2 separate regions of the Homo sapiens genome follow, and region 2 is linked to region 1. The links are chromatin contacts, found by Hi-C or POLR2A ChIA-PET in ENCODE. All regions are on one chromosome and are shown on one strand. Each heading gives the region's core, a stretch centred on a gene start or an enhancer-like site at or near the end of the contact. The rest is flanking DNA. Distances are from core to core; before and after follow the strand shown. Region 1 holds the start of KRAS (KRAS proto-oncogene, GTPase). Region 2 holds the start of SSPN-AS1 (SSPN antisense RNA 1).

Region 1 (2,585 bases), core at 54-2,553:
TGTCTTTCACTTTTCTCTTCTGCCCCTTCCACCTGGCGCTAGGAGGGGGAGACTGGAATAAACCTTGCAGATTACAGCCCGTGTAAGAGTAGAAAGGAAAGGATGACAGTTGATGTAAAGCCTTGGTTAACAGACATAATAGCTGGGATTTAAATTCAGCTTTATTGGTGGTTTATGATGTGGACTAGAGGAATGGAACTGAAAGTCTCGGAGGAGGGGCGATCCTATCAGGTACAGGCGCTGCTTTTCCAGCCCTCAATCCTCAAGACTCTCCCAAGATACATTTCTAGGTAGTTTATCAACACAGACTCCGGGTATGCTAGCATGTTTAATTGCCCCATTGTTTAATGTCTTAACTCCACGAACTTTAACTGATTAATCTGTCTTCTAATTAATGTTTGAATGACTCTCCTCAGGTCTAAACTACCAAGGCCATCTCTACTTAAAAACAGTTGTCTTTTGTTTGTGATTTCAGGGGCCCTGGGTATAAGCGAAGTCCCTGTTTAGAGACCTTGTGATGGGTTCAAAATATCAAGAAAGATAGCAAAATATCACAAGCCTCCTGACCCGAGAAGATTAGCGTTGAAAGGGTCTGTCGTGTTTGTTTGGGCCTGGGGCTAAATTCCCAGCCCAAGTGCTGAGGCTGATAATAATCGGGGCGGCGATCAGACAGCCCCGGTGTGGGAAATCGTCCGCCCGGTCTCCCTAAGTCCCCGAAGTCGCCTCCCACTTTTGGTGACTGCTTGTTTATTTACATGCAGTCAATGATAGTAAATGGATGCGCGCCAGTATAGGCCGACCCTGAGGGTGGCGGGGTGCTCTTCGCAGCTTCTCTGTGGAGACCGGTCAGCGGGGCGGCGTGGCCGCTCGCGGCGTCTCCCTGGTGGCATCCGCACAGCCCGCCGCGGTCCGGTCCCGCTCCGGGTCAGAATTGGCGGCTGCGGGGACAGCCTTGCGGCTAGGCAGGGGGCGGGCCGCCGCGTGGGTCCGGCAGTCCCTCCTCCCGCCAAGGCGCCGCCCAGACCCGCTCTCCAGCCGGCCCGGCTCGCCACCCTAGACCGCCCCAGCCACCCCTTCCTCCGCCGGCCCGGCCCCCGCTCCTCCCCCGCCGGCCCGGCCCGGCCCCCTCCTTCTCCCCGCCGGCGCTCGCTGCCTCCCCCTCTTCCCTCTTCCCACACCGCCCTCAGCCGCTCCCTCTCGTACGCCCGTCTGAAGAAGAATCGAGCGCGGAACGCATCGATAGCTCTGCCCTCTGCGGCCGCCCGGCCCCGAACTCATCGGTGTGCTCGGAGCTCGATTTTCCTAGGCGGCGGCCGCGGCGGCGGAGGCAGCAGCGGCGGCGGCAGTGGCGGCGGCGAAGGTGGCGGCGGCTCGGCCAGTACTCCCGGCCCCCGCCATTTCGGACTGGGAGCGAGCGCGGCGCAGGCACTGAAGGCGGCGGCGGGGCCAGAGGCTCAGCGGCTCCCAGGTGCGGGAGAGAGGTACGGAGCGGACCACCCCTCCTGGGCCCCTGCCCGGGTCCCGACCCTCTTTGCCGGCGCCGGGCGGGGCCGGCGGCGAGTGAATGAATTAGGGGTCCCCGGAGGGGCGGGTGGGGGGCGCGGGCGCGGGGTCGGGGCGGGCTGGGTGAGAGGGGTCTGCAGGGGGGAGGCGCGCGGACGCGGCGGCGCGGGGAGTGAGGAATGGGCGGTGCGGGGCTGAGGAGGGTGAGGCTGGAGGCGGTCGCCGCTGGTGCTGCTTCCTGGACGGGGAACCCCTTCCTTCCTCCTCCCCGAGAGCCGCGGCTGGAGGCTTCTGGGGAGAAACTCGGGCCGGGCCGGCTGCCCCTCGGAGCGGTGGGGTGCGGTGGAGGTTACTCCCGCGGCGCCCCGGCCTCCCCTCCCCCTCTCCCCGCTCCCGCACCTCTTGCCTCCCTTTCCAGCACTCGGCTGCCTCGGTCCAGCCTTCCCTGCTGCATTTGGCATCTCTAGGACGAAGGTATAAACTTCTCCCTCGAGCGCAGGCTGGACGGATAGTGGTCCTTTTCCGTGTGTAGGGGATGTGTGAGTAAGAGGGGAGGTCACGTTTTGGAAGAGCATAGGAAAGTGCTTAGAGACCACTGTTTGAGGTTATTGTGTTTGGAAAAAAATGCATCTGCCTCCGAGTTCCTGAATGCTCCCCTCCCCCATGTATGGGCTGTGACATTGCTGTGGCCACAAAGGAGGAGGTGGAGGTAGAGATGGTGGAAGAACAGGTGGCCAACACCCTACACGTAGAGCCTGTGACCTACAGTGAAAAGGAAAAAGTTAATCCCAGATGGTCTGTTTTGCTTGGTCAAGTTAAACCCGAAGAAAACCCGCAGAGCAGAAGCAAGGCTTTTTCCTTGCTAGTTGAGTGTAGACAGCAATAGCAAAAATAGTACTTGAAGTTTAATTTACCTGTTCTTGTCCTTTCCCCTATTTCTTATGTATTACCCTCATCCCCTCGTCTCTTTTATACTACCCTCATTTTGCAGATGTGTTCTACATCTCAAGAGTTATTACAGTACTCCAAAACAGCACTTACATGATTTTTTAAACTTACAGAGGAATTGTAGCAATCCACCA
Region 2 (2,585 bases), core at 48-2,547, 1.0 Mb before region 1:
GGAGATGGGAGGGCTGGGATCCTCAGTTCTGTGAGAAAAATACAAAGGACCATAAGCCCTGGTGAGAAGGGAGAGTCTCCCTGAGGCACTAGTAAGGAAGTGACCTGGACCTGGACCTCCCACTCCAGGACATTTTAACCAGCCCTGTGTCAACAGAGCATGCGCAACCCAGAGGACATTTTCTTTGAGCCCCACTTTACAGTCTCATTTACCTGGAGCCTGGCTGGGCTCCATCAGCCCCCATTCAGTTAAGAAACTGCCAAAGGAGCAGTTTATCCATATGCCTGCAGGATATTAAGGGAAATGAATTTTGTGTTCTGGCTGAGAGGGCCTCAGTGGACACTTCCAAAAGGAACCCTGATTCACAGTATTTGATACTTGGTTATTGGCTTTGGTAGAGCTTGGTTTTGTGTTCTGTCTTCTGAGAGGCAGGTACTGGACACCAGAAGCAGCAGGATAATGGCCCTGAAGGAGTCCTGACTGCAACCCCCTGACCACCACCACCGGAGAATTTGCTCCAGCTTTACTCTCTTCTGATTTTCCAGAAATCTGGCATTTTAAATAGCTATTTTGTGTTGGCCTCTTTTCTTCCTTTCTAAAAAGTATGTTTTAATTAAATGTTCTTTGGTTGCTGGCTAAGCTAACCCCAAAGGTTGGTGTCCCTGGTGTGGGCGGGAGAGGTTGAGTTCACACTGCCTTTCAAAGCAGTGCCAGTCCCTTCTGCCCTCTGCGAAGCCCACGTGAAGGGAAGACAATGGGTTACTGTGGGCCACAGAGCCATGTCCCCTCACACTGCTCTCCCCTCAGGGCTGCCAGGTGTGGTTGGGGCCTGAGACAAGCTTCTCGCCTCATCATTCCTTTCGAGGCAACACTTAAAACAGAGAGGGCTTCAGAAGGAAACAGCACAACCAGCGTCTCAGCACATGCGGCAATTCAGAGAGGAAGTACGTTCTAGAACAAAAATTAAACCCTAAACCTATAGGTACCAGCTCCATCCTGCCATAAATGCATCATACGCTTGGAACTTCCAACACAACCCCGAGAATGCTGCTCGCTCCCACGAGCTGACGGCAGGCCTGGCCCTCCGCCAGGGAGTTCACTTGCAAAGCTGGAAACTCCCTAACTTAAAACAATGTCTGGGTGTTTTCTGCTTCATAGGGGCTCAGAAGGAAGGTAAAAAGCTCAGTAAATTTGTTGTTTGACATCTCACTCTGAGTACTGTGTGTTTCATCTGCCTTCACTCTCACAATTATTATCAACTTGCTGGCTATAAAAGGCAGGGGCTACAAACTCAGTGAGCCAAATGCAGTGCTTGCTTCCTATCTGTGGTCCATTGCATAGCAGTGTGCTTGGGTGCTGCGTAAGACAATTCCCCCCAACGCCTCCAAAAAATAGGACATGGTCCACTGCAGGAGTTCATAATCTAGGAGTCCAGAGAGTCCAGGCTCATCATCCCTTCAGGTATGCATTGCTAAAACCCATTTTCTTCTTATTTCTTCATCTTTTTCCTCTTCTTTCCCCATCTCTCTGCTTCCTCCCCCTTCATTCCCTCCTTGCCGTCTTCCTCCTCCTGGTCCTCCTTTACTGAGCTAGAGGTAAGAGCACACAGCTCATCTTTCACTGCTGTTGGGGTCAAGAGTAAAGAGGAGTGACTTGCAGTTGTCTTCGAAATAATCTTCCCTTCCCAATCCTACTTATCTTAGCTGAAGTTGGGTTTTAGGAGAAGAGGGTGATCAAGAAGTTAAAAGAAATAAATGCAGGAACACTATATCAAAAAGTATTTGCTAGCACTGAAGAATATGGGTGAAGACAAAAATGGTGAGTCATGGAATTCCAGAGCTGAAGACGACTTTGGGTGCTGTGAACTTATCTCCTCACTTTACAGATAAGAAAAATGAGACCCAGGAAGTCTAGTGACTTACGCAAGGAGAGAGAGTAATTGTCAAAGGCTCTAGACTCAGCCCTTCTTGTTTCTAAGTTGGTGCTTCTAAGTCAATGCTCTAGATAACAAAAGTCATTAGGAAGATCATCCATGGGCCTAATCCTACCCCACCTTTACCTTTGTCTGCAAGTTCTTTCCTCTTATCCCATTAAATTAAAGGAAACTCCCCAAGGATGTTAATGTAAGCTTCTATCTGTCAATTACCTCTCCATGTAAATGAATCATGTGGGGATGGTGGAAAGGAGAGAGCACTTAGTTAGGAGTTCTGACCTGTCTCCAATGATCCAGATAGCCTTGAAAAGGCATTTAGCAAAACAATAGAAACCATTGCTGTTCAATACAATTATAATTTAGAAAGTCATGAATGTACGCCACTGCGTAATTCTGAATTTTCTTATAGTCATATTTTAAAAAGTAAAACAAAACAAATGGGATTACTTTTAATAGTATTTTTTATTGGACCTGATCTATCCAAACTATTATTACTTCAGCATGCCCTCAATAAAAAATGTATTAATGAGATTTTTTACATTCTTTTTTTTTTGGTACCAAGTCTTTGAAATCCTGCATGTGTTTTACAACCACAGCACACCCCGGTTCAGACTAGCCATTCAAATGCTCAGTGGCTACCTGGGACTAGTAG

The links. A loop is a pair of places that touch in the nucleus more often than their neighbours do. ChIA-PET counts read pairs that join two places held with the same protein, here RNA polymerase II (POLR2A). Pooled maps may share reads with other maps.
Region 2: a map of ascending aorta shows a loop between it and region 1 (2.4-fold over the local background). The contact joins the promoter of SSPN-AS1 here to the promoter of KRAS in region 1. A Hi-C loop is called at or near these places in 1 of 168 maps with a recorded cell type or tissue (ascending aorta) and 3 of 50 pooled maps. POLR2A ChIA-PET finds 5 or more read pairs at or near these places in 1 of 52 experiments (GM10248).

Annotation. Positions count from the first base shown.
Region 1 is chr12:25,249,647-25,252,231 of GRCh38, reverse strand. It overlaps KRAS (KRAS proto-oncogene, GTPase), which reads left to right and starts at 1,303. Exons shown (of 5, transcript NM_004985.5): 1 at 1,303-1,481. RefSeq lists silencers at 743-1,592, 1,653-1,702.
Region 2 is chr12:26,270,539-26,273,123 of GRCh38, reverse strand. It overlaps SSPN-AS1 (SSPN antisense RNA 1), which reads left to right and starts at 1,297. Exons shown (of 4, transcript NR_187469.1): 1 at 1,297-1,461. The region is part of intron 1 of LOC105369705 (a long non-coding RNA gene); the gene reads right to left. RefSeq lists an enhancer at 936-1,155.